Regions from separate parts of the Homo sapiens genome. Here region 2 is linked to region 1. Evidence: read pairs that join two places in POLR2A ChIA-PET (ENCODE). Cell type or tissue: PC-9. All regions are shown on one strand. Links, peaks and the distances in the headings refer to the core of each region. The heading gives the core; the rest is flanking DNA. Region 1 holds the start of KRT7 (keratin 7). Region 2 overlaps ACVR1B (activin A receptor type 1B).

Region 1 (5,362 bases), core at 154-5,153:
TCTTCCTGTCAATGGATCATGAGGATGACCAGGCCCAGCCCTCCCTTCTGTCTGGGACCTCTTCTCTTCCTTCCTCAATATCCTTTCTCTCCTTCCCCTTTCTCCAGCAAGGCCTCAGGACAGTCAATCCATGGTAAAATGACCCCAGCCTGGAGCCCACAAAGGCCCTTAAGGAGTAGCCGGTATGACTGGAGGTGGGAGGCAATAGAGGCCTCTGCAAAACCAGCAGCTCAGGGCCCCAGGCCCTGGGGACCACAGAGAGTAAGACGGTGCAGCTCAACACATGGGGGAACCTGGGCCTGGAGCAGCTTGGGGAGGCCCCTATGAAATCTAAAAGACCGGTCTGGGTGAATGGCGAAGGAAAGGAGAACGTGAGGGAGGCGGGTGTGGGAGTACACTTCGTCTAAGCTGAGGAAGGGGGCCCTGGCCAGAACAGCCCAGCAGGGCCAGCCCTGAGTTCCTGGCTTTGGCAGCACTCCTCCCAAACCCACCAGTCAAGTCTGCCCTCGCCCCCTCCAGCGGCCCCATGTGTGGCGGAGGCCAACAGCCAGGAAAAATATCTCCAAAATGGACCCCTTTTTGAGGGCCCTCTCTGCCACTCCCTGCCCCCAACTGGGCTGTCTTCAAGGGCAGGTATAACCTCTCCTCCTGCCACCTAAGGGAGGCTGGAGGACCAGGCAGGTGGGGGAGGGGAGGGGCGGGAGCCCCCCCCCCTCCCCCGCCCCACCGACTGCCGCTCTAATCTCCAGCATCTGCATCCGCATCAGCATCTGAGAGAGCCTGGGTCTCCCCCTCTGGGAAGGGCGTGCCATCCAACTCCATTCCTGACTCCACACGGTCCTCTCTCAGGGAAAGGGTCCCAGAGAGAGAACTCCTGGCCTAGGCCTCTGGAACTCCTAGTCCGAGGCAAAACTGGTCCAGGTGACCAACAGGCAGCCAGCGAGGGCAGCCCTACAGGACTCAGGCCCGCACTCCGGGAGGAAAGGGAGGGGCAGCTGGGCAGCTTGCTGGAAGGGAGGGCTTGGAAACCGAGGGGATAAAATAGCCACGGGGTTCATGCGAAGGAGGAAGGACCCCCAGATCGTGTCCCCAACACTGGCGGAAAGACAGAAGGGCGGCAGTGCTCCCCAGCGCCTGGCCCGCGCGCAGGCAGGGCTAGTTAGGGCGGCTGGTGTGGTCTGGAGCGCGGCTCGAGGAGAGGCGAGGTCCAGTCCCGCTCACCTTGTCGATGAAGGAGGCAAACTTGTTGTTGAGGGTCTTGATCTGCTCGCTCTCCTCCTGGCGCACCCGCTGGAGGGAGGGGTCGGCGTCCAGCCGCAGCGGGGCCAGCAGGCTCTGGTTAATGGTGACCTCGCGGATGCCGGCGCCCACCGGGCCCCCATAGGCAGAGCGCACGGCCACGCGCGGCCGTGAGGCGCCGAGGCCGTAGAGGCTGCTGCTGCCAAGGCCGCCGGGGCGAGCGGAGCTCAGGCGCACCTGGGCGCCGCGGCCCGAGAAGGCGGCTGAGCGCGAGGTGAATACCGGGGAGCTGAAGTGGATGGACATGGTGGCTGGGCCGGGATGGACCTAGCGGCGGGCGAGGAGGAGCGCGCACTCGCTGACCTCGGGGACACTCCGCGCCTTTTATCCGCGGGAGCGGGCGGCTGGGCTTCCACAGGTAGGGGCGGGGCTGCCGCGGGCCACCTTTCTCTGCTGCCAGGCCCCTCCTGGGGCCGCCCTCCGCCCTCTGCCCGCCCGCCCCGCCGAAGCCCAGGCTTTCAGTCCAAGCAGGGATGGTCCGGAGTAGGCAGGAGCGCCATCCCTAGACGGCCGCAGAGAACAGCGGGGGACCGCAGTTCCAGCCCATTGGAAACGGACTCAGTGAGGGAAGGCTTCCCGGAGGAGGATGCTTGGAGAGGGAGTGAAGAACCTAGAGATCCCTGAGGCCCAAGCAGAGAGACCCAGTGGCAAGAGACTGGGGGAAGGGGTGGGCTGAAAAGTTCCAACCCAGGAGTCAACGCCCAGACGTCCCCATCCTCCAGGCTGCTGAAGCCAGAAAGGCATTCCTTACCGCTCTCCCTCACACCGATCCAGCTCCTCCTTGAGAGATCAGCTCACTTGTTCAGGGGTCTGACCCCTCCTGGCCCAGCTAGTTTCCCTGGCTGCGTTCCTTCCTACTTCATTTCCCATAGAAACTAGGCTGAGAGAGACACACGACCGACCGCACCTCTGGCTCCTCCCCTCCCCACTCCAGTAGGCATCGGAATCCCAGGGACCTTGGGAATGCTTACCCTGGACCCTCACCTCCCGGACCCTCCACTCATATTCCTGCCCATTTATTTTATGCGTCCCTGTACAGGAAGGGGACACTTGTGTGTATTTGTGACACTTTGTGGATGTGTGGACACTTTGTGGATGTGTGCACACGCCTGCAGGCCTCTGGGCTCTGCTGTGCTCACACCCCCAGGCATATGCACCCGCATGTCTGAGCCTGCTTACACAGATGGGGGTCTGTGCGTGCATCCTGGGCGAGGGGGCAGCTGTGGCTACACAATGGCACACATTTTCATGCCTGCCTGAGTGCGTGTGCTTCTGTTAGCACTCAACTCTCCTCCCGCTCCCTCCACCATTTTCCTGTTTAAAGGCCCTCAGCTTTCATCATCTTTCTCCCGTGAAGCCACCACCAAACAATTCCCAGCAGTTTCAAACCCAGTCAAGAGGGGTAATCCTAGTGCTGGAACCGAATACCGGACAAAGCCTGAGTGTTGGCCTCACTTCCCGGTAGGGCCAGCCATGCTTGCCACACCCTGTTCTCAGGCCTGGCTTCCGTCTGCCCTTAGCCCACCTCTAGCCCCTCCCAATAAGCTGGCCAGGTTCGTTACCTCAGACCTAAGCCCTTGGGGGAGACAAGGGTGGGGACGGAATGTCCTTCCTGCTTGGCCATTTCAGTTAAAGCACAAGGACTTCCAGTGAGGCTAAAGACTGTCACTCCTTCTCAGTGATCTTAGTGAAGGCTCACCAGCCTCCCTCCCTGCCTCCCCTCCTGACCCTAGCCATTGGTGTTGGGTCAGCTCAGGCCAGAGGCGGAGGGGTGCCCAAGGAGACCTGCTGTGGTATCGGCTGTGGAGCATGTATGTGTGCATAAGACCGAGAGAGATTCGACCTGGAATTGTGCCTGGTTGTAGCTTGAAGAGCATACGGATTACCTGGTCCTGTGATATTTGCATTCATAGGAATCTCACTGCCCTCCTTCCCCAACGCCCAAGCAGGCAAAAAAGACCAATTGTTTAATTTACACACACACACACTCCAACTTCCTCACCCCTCAGGGCTCATCTTCAACTCTGTTTTTACCACTGCCTCTCACACCAACGCCTGCTCTCCCATACCTCCACTAACAAGTTCTGCCTCTGGCCCTCTCATCCGTCCCCATCTCCAGCCCCCTACAGGATCTGCGCTCTGGAGGCTGTGCCCACCTAGACCAGGAGTTCCTGCATCCACTTCTCCCCTAAAGCCTGGCTGGGAAATCTTTGTCAGGGCACTGCTGTTGCCTTGAGGCCCTGGACATGTCACTGCCCCTCCCTGGGCCATGGATTTTTCACCCAAGATGAAATCTCCAGATTCCATACCTAGAGAGGACTGGGGAGGACAATGGGAAGGAGAAAAGGTCTCTGGGCTTTTCAGGCTCACATCTGGGGTTGTGGGTGGGGGCCACTTTGAGCAACATTTCTGCATTCCAGGGCCTGCCTGACATTCACCCCTTGGCCTCTCCTCCCCTCTCTGAAGCATTCCAGGCCGTTCCAGCCCTGGCCAGTCTCCTCCTGCCTCTCCATTCACAGGCCAGCACTAAGAGCCCACTCTGTGCCAGGTGGCACACGCAAACATCCTCTGGAGGGCTTCCCAAAGCGCTGCCAACCTGAGAGGCTGCAGATAAGATTCCTGCCCACAAGAGTTCACAGCTCACCCATCCATCCAGCCTCTGTCTCCACCCCACCCGGACTTTGTTGGCCTCACCAAGACCACCTTAGGAAATCCTGGGCAGAATCATGAGGCGAGTTATTCCCACAGTCTTTCCCCATTGGTCATCTGCCTGCCCCAAATGCAGGCTCCTGTCTCCGTAGCACTCTGTCACACACACACAGCCAAGCACACCCCCACTGTCTTCCCACCACCCTCCTAGCTGTCCCACCTCATGCTCTAGAACTGAGCTATGAACTCAAAGCAGCCCCAGGTCCTCCACATTGCCTGGCTCTGCTAAACCTGCCCTAGACACCTCTGCCCCAGTGGCCCCTGCTGCTCCTTTCCCAGAGAGGAGGCATTCTGTTTGGCTCCTTGCTGCACTTAGAGAACTATTACTCATTGTCTATCCCCTAAAAACACGTCCTCTGACTCATAAAGAAAAAAAATATTAATTTTTTCATTATCTTGGAATTCGAATTGGAATGTGGTATATTTGTGAAAAAATAGAAACATCCTAAATGCCTGTCAATAGGGAAGTGATTAAAGGAATTGACCAATTCATTTAATCCAGTGAATTGACCATTCACTGGAATGCTATTGGTTGAAAAGAAAATCCTTTATATACTGATTGAGTTTTTAACCTTTATATATTGATTGCACAGATCACTGTGATTCTAAAAATCCTGTGGGCTCCTGTGATCCAGCTGCACCACTCCTGCCTCTCTCCCCTGAGGCTGATCCCTACTGGCCCCACAGCCACCTACTGACCTGACTCCCTTCATGCTCACTGTGGACTCTGGCACCTGGGTCCTGCTTCCTCTCCACCCCGGGCTCCCTCATTCTCAGTGCAAATGACCCACCCAGCATCTTACCCTTTGAGTTCCTTGAGCTCCTCAATTCTTTCACTGCATCCTTTTTCTCTTGCCTACACCTGAGGTCACATTCTAGATCCTAAACTGCAGGACCATTGATAATAACTCTCACTGTCATTGGTGGATTCCTCAGCTACACCAGCACCCCCAGTCCTGAACTTGGCTGTTCCGTTTTCTCCCCACCCACCACCCTCCTTTCACCTTTCTTTCCAGCTCAGGCTCCCTGACCATTACTCTCACCCTCTGACCCCTGACTCTTCAGTCCCCACGTGGATAAATCTCCAGCCCTATTCAGCCTAAACCTCAGACTCCTCTCCTCGAGCTCTAGCCTGCAAAGCATTACTGGAGAAAGCCACATCCTTGGGGTCGGGTGTGACCACCAATGCAATCCCCATCTGAGCGGTATCCCCTTTGCCACTGGGCACTTCTCTCTGCCTTTGGTCAGCAGTGTCTCCTGGGCCTCCTCGTTGCTGGCCATTGACATCCTAGCATTTCCCATGTACCTGCTGAACTTTATGGGCTTGTAGAACTGGATGTGCAAAAATGGTTCC
Region 2 (5,362 bases), core at 62-5,061, 240 kb after region 1:
CTCACCTGGGGTTCTAAACCCCAGGTCTCATCACCCGCCCCTGGTCTCTTTGTGGAGGGGGTTGTGGGGGTTCCTCTTTCTTCAGTGATCTTATATAAGAACAATAATTCTAGGCTCAAAAGGGTCGTAGAACCAATTATGAAACCTTCTGGTCTCAAAACAGGCATCTACTTACTTGAATCAGCTCTTTTTACAGTGCTCCAGGAGTAGGACCCAAGCATGTCTTGTCCACAGATGTATTCCCAGCACCTGGCACCCAGCAGGCACTTCACCCACATTTGTTGAATAAATGCCTGGAGAGGGTACAACCAGCTGGACAGTGCAAGAAAGGGCCCTAGAGCAAAAACCACTCAAGGAATTGGGGGTGGGGACAAAATACGAGAGAGACTGAGCCTCAGGGCAAAGAGGAACTCTCACTGCTGAGTGGGAACAGGCTCAGGTGCAAGGACAAACATTTCCAGTGTGATTGAGCTATGTGCGTTCAATTGGATAATTTTTTTTTTTAGGGATTTCTTTAAAAACAAATAGATTGAGAGGTAATCACAGAGATGGTTTTCCTTTTACAAAAACTTAATATTTAACAACATTAAAAAAAGTTAAAATCCAAACCCTCCCAATAAAATTAAAAAAAGAAATCAAACCACTCCAGTTAAAAGTTATGGCTTCAAAGTTATTATATACCTAAGATATGCTGACCAAATCACCACCCACAGCCGTGCTTCTAGGCTTCGTTAAATACTATACTCAGGTTAAATAACATGTTCGGCTCAGGCTGTTCCCTTCAGTAGGGCTCCTGAAGTGGATGCAAACCTCTCACCTTCCCTCCACCCTGATCAGACAGTCCAGTAAAAGAAGACCCATGCAGATGCCTCCCTCCCACCCCAGACTCCCTCCCCACTCCTTGCCCGCCCTTCCCTTCCCCACCCCAAACCCACCACCACCAAAAATATACACTGCTGTTTCCAGGATCTGGGAGATGAAAGACAGATGTAACATTCCAATCTGAGTCCCGAGATCTGGCTTCACATTCCTCGGCCCTTCCTCGATGCTGCTGAGGATGATGCCCTTGGGCTGGCTCATTTCCCATGGCTGACACTAACACCCAAGACTTCCACCAGGATTCCTTCCCTGCCCATCCCACCCACCACCCTCACATTTTGGCCCAAAAGCCTCTTTTGTCATGGACAACTGGGCCAGCTTTGGTTCCACAGTCTGAGATGGAGGAGGAGAGCTGTGCTGATGCTGGGGTGGGCAGAGTAGCCTGCCAGACACAGAGTACCACTGTGGCATGAGGGGCTCTGGGGGAGGGAGAGACCTCCAGGGAAGGGCACCAGGGAAACTAGATGCTGCTCACTACTGAAAAGAGGCACCAGCAAGCACGGACAGCATGACGACCACACCCCCGACCTGCACATGCACAGAAAGCTCAAGCAGGTAAGTGCGCACCTACAGACACACACACACACTCACACGCACGTGTAAGGGCATGGCACGAACCAGGCACAACGGGGGACGCACCTCGGCACATGCACACACGGCTGGACAGACAAAGCGGCAGATTCCGTCTCCACTGGCAGTCTCCCGGCAGCGTCCATCCCAGGGAGGAGGGGAAAGCGCGGCTCAGAGCTGCCTGTGAGAGGGGCTGCACTTCTGGTTCTTCCGGGCCACCTTGGTGTGCTGTGGGCTGGTCCCCGAAGGAAACCCTCAGGGCAGCTTAGCACTGGCAACACCTCGGTTCCTCCGGCCCCTCCCAAGCGCCCCTGTCATGGCTCCTGGCCACGTGCCAGATGCACCGGGTTTCGCGGGACTTCCCACTACAACCAGTTCGAGGTGTGGCACTGAGTTCTCCACACAATTCGCTCTCAGAGTCTCCATGCCATTAGGAGGTAAATAGAAAAGGTGTCTGTCTCAAACCCAACATGGGAGTGAGCGAGTCTCTCCCGGGCTCTGTCCCTCTTGCGGGCCAGGGCTCCTGGCCACAGAGGGCTGGGCAGAAACGAGAGGTAGGCCTCCATCGTACGCTCAACGCGGCAGCTGTGCGTAGTTCTCGCTGCCAGGAGCTCCGTGTGGAGAGAGGGAGCAGTTAGATCTTCACGTCTTCCTGCACGCTGAGCTGGGAGAGGGTCTTCTTGATGCGCAGGGCCGTCAGGCGGGCTGCGCCGTTGGCATACCAACACTCTCGCATCATCTTCCCCATCACCCGCAGTGCCTGTGCAGAGACCCAGGAGCCATCAGCTCGGTCATGCCCTGGAGAAGCCTTTCTGGTCCCTAGGCTCTCACTCATTTCCCTGCCACCTCCCGCTCAGTGCAGTCTGGCAGATCCACATCCACCCGGCGGCCGACCTTAGGGAAATGCTCTGCAAGGCTCCCTTTGTTCCCTGGCTCTTCCTTTTTTTTTTTTTTTTTTTTTTTTTTTTTTTTTTTTTTTAGAAGGAGTCTCACTCTGTCACCCAGGCTGGAGTGCAGTGGCGCAATCTTGGCTCACCGCAACCTCCGCCTCCCGGGTTCAAGTGATTCTCCTGTCTCAGCCTCCCCAGTAGCTGGGACTACAGGCACACACCACTACGCCCAGCTGATTTTTGTATTTTTAGTAGAGATGGGGTTTTACCATATTGGTTGGCCAGGATGGTCTCGCTCTCTCGACCTTGTGATCTGCCCACCTCGGCCTCCCAAAGTGCTGGGATTACAGGCATGAGCCACCGCGCCAGGCGGCTCTTCCTTTTTAAGGGACAGCTTACACAAGTGAAAGGCAAACGCTGCAGCTAACGGCCAGCTCTTTTGGTCTCACCTGCCCTCTGAAGCAAACCCTGCCCTGAGGGTTCCAAGGAGTGCGGTGAGAAGTGCTGCTCTATGATGCAACACGAAAGCATCAGCTAATATGCAATTCTGTTCTGAAATGCAGAAATGCCCTCTAGTGGTTAGACTCGTTAAAGGCAGAGCCAACCTCTCTACTTGACTAGGTAAGTTCTGGGGCTCTAATGGACGGCAAGGTGACTAGAGTCAACAATACTGTACACCTGAAATGTGCTAACAGTAGGTCTCAACTGCTCTCACTACACACACAAGCAACAAGGTGAGGTGACAGATGTGTTCACTAACTTGTGTGGTAATCATGTCACAATACATACATGTATCAATTCAGCACTTTGTACACCTTTGTTACAATTTCATTTGTCAATCACACCTCGATAGAGTTGGGAAAAAAATAAGTAAAAGGAAATGCAGAACCGCAAGTGAAAAGGAGGCCCATGAGCACTTAGCTAGGCGAAGCCTGTTCCCCTGAACACTCTTAAGACCCTAGAATTCCATGTTTATTAGTACGTATGTCACAAACATGTCCTCATGTCAACTCTTTCCACCAAATGTTGTTTCCCCCACACCCCTGATTTCATCTGCCGTCTCTCCCAAATTCACATTCTCCATCCCAATCCCAGCCCTGTCATACACATCACCTCCTCCCTTCTGAGTTTCTGGAAAGACCACTTTCCTCACAGGCATGTCCTCCTCCTCTGTCTGGTCTCAGGGCTTCTCTTATGGACACCTCCTCCTCACTCTTCCATGGAGCTCAGCTCAGCTCGGGCTCCAGAGCTGCTTTCCTAGTTTGGTGTCTAACAGCTCTGGGTTCAGTTGTCACTTGTTGACCACCTCCCTCATCTGTGTCTTGGAGACAAAGCCTTGTCCTTTTTCTTTTATGAGACAGGGTCTTGCTCTGTTGCCCAGGCTGAAACGCAGTGGCCCAATCATGGCTCACTGCAGCCTTGACCTCCTAGGCTCAAGCAATCCTCCCACCTCAGCCTCCCAAGTACCTGGGACTACAGGTGGTGTGCCACCAAGCCTAATTTTTTATTTCTTGTAGAGATGGGGTCTCCCCACATTGCCCAGGTTTGTCTCGAACTTCTGAGCTCAAGCTATCTTCCTGCCTCAGCCTCTCAAAGCGCTACGATTACAGGCCTATGCCACCACACCAGGCCCAAAGCCTTTTCTTCTTCTAGGCTGTGAACTCCAAATGGCACCCTACAGGGTCCAGGACAAGAGACTGTAGCCCTAAAGGGCTTGGGATATGTAAAATAGCACGTAATAGTAAATAATAACTGACACTCTCAGGGGGCTCCTCTGGGGCCTGACCCCATTGTCAAGAAACCCTTTTCTAAGGTGGAGAAATCAGGCTGATGGGAAAGCCGCAGGAGGCCAGCTTCTTACCTCATAACTCTGCCACCAGTTGGGGATGTTGGGACGCAGCTTCTGATCACATACAACCTTTCGCATTTCCTCAATGGAAGGGTCAGAGGGCACTAAGTCGTAATATGGCAGCTGATATTCTTCATGGACTCCTGGGAGAAAAGAAAGTATCTACCTGAGTTATCAACAGCAGGAAAAGATTACTCAGAAGCCGGTGACAAAACCTACACTGTGCTCTGTAAATACCACTACCCCCTAAGGTTCCTTAGAAAGTTAGTTAATTCTAAGTATGGAACAAGAAATACACAAAAGGGGCCGGGCATGGTGGCTCATGCCTGTAATCCCAGCACTTTGGGAGGCCAAGGCAAGCGGATCACCTGAGATCAGTAGTTTGAAACCAGCCCCGCCAACACGGTAAAACCCCATCTCTACTAAAAATACAAAAATTAACCAGGCATGGTGGCAAACACCTGTAGTCCCAGCTACTAGGGAGGCTGAGGCAGGAGAATAGCTTGAACCCTGGAGGCAGAGGTTGCAGTGAGCAGAGATCATGCCACTGCACTCCAGCCTGGACAAGAGTGCAAGACTCTGTCTCAAACAAAACAACTAAACAAAAAGAAATACAAAAGAGTAGCCAGGAACATTTTTTTTCATAGCCAAAGCAAGGAATCTATCAAAGACTACTGGGGGTCACATCAAAAGGCACCAACTTGATAAGCTCCCAACTGAGCAAAGATGGGAACTTTTAAGTAACAATAAGACAAATAACTTCAATGGAAACAAATATTTTTAAAGTCTAAAAAAGGAAATTTCAGTCACCTACCTCTGTGGGAGGCTACAGAACCACCTCATTATTTTGAAAAATGGTAAATAAGTGGAAAGAATCAAGTATTTTTTCTGCCTCTCCTATTCCAACTATATATCATGGGAACCAAATACATATGTAGGGGAAGTAATCATTCGCTTAGTTTTGGACAATATCACCACGGCACGTTAACGACACAAAAATAGAGAACCAATGCTACGCAACTTGTCACAGAAGGACAGAGGAACCCCTGTGAAGGATACGTGTCCCCGAACCCCCAGAAATGATTCTAGCTGCCAGATCTAACTACCAATTCATAGGAAATACCAGGAAGAGTAGAATATGTGAACTCTACCTAAGCAATCTGCAAAATCTAGC

Evidence for each region. Peaks named below come from ENCODE experiments on the same cell type or tissue, not always from the same donor. Only the 100,000 strongest peaks of a DNase experiment are listed, where the experiment ranks them.
Region 2: POLR2A ChIA-PET joins it to region 1 with 5 read pairs; 2 of 35 experiments call an interaction of 5 or more read pairs at or near these places.

What each region holds. Positions count from the first base shown.
Region 1 is chr12:52,229,480-52,234,841 of GRCh38, reverse strand. It overlaps KRT7 (keratin 7), which reads right to left and starts at 1,599. Exons shown (of 9, transcript NM_005556.4): 1 at 1,222-1,599. The coding sequence starts at 1,545. It also overlaps the pseudogene TMT1AP1. RefSeq lists an enhancer at 38-1,013. In PC-9, for the core only: a CTCF peak has its summit at 1,871; DNase peaks (open chromatin) are centred at 1,681, 2,861, 3,731, 4,421 and 1 weaker place; H3K4me3 peaks cover 4,109 bases; H3K27ac peaks cover 5,000 bases.
Region 2 is chr12:51,990,832-51,996,193 of GRCh38, reverse strand. ACVR1B (activin A receptor type 1B) reads right to left here. Exons shown (of 9, transcript NM_004302.5): 8 at 4,201-4,331; 9 at 1-2,209. The coding sequence ends at 2,084. Among named protein-coding and RNA genes, the nearest start is that of TAMALIN, 13 kb to the left of the region's middle. RefSeq lists a silencer at 2,889-2,998. In PC-9, for the core only: CTCF peaks have their summits at 2,711 and 2,925 (motif pointing left); a DNase peak (open chromatin) is centred at 2,873.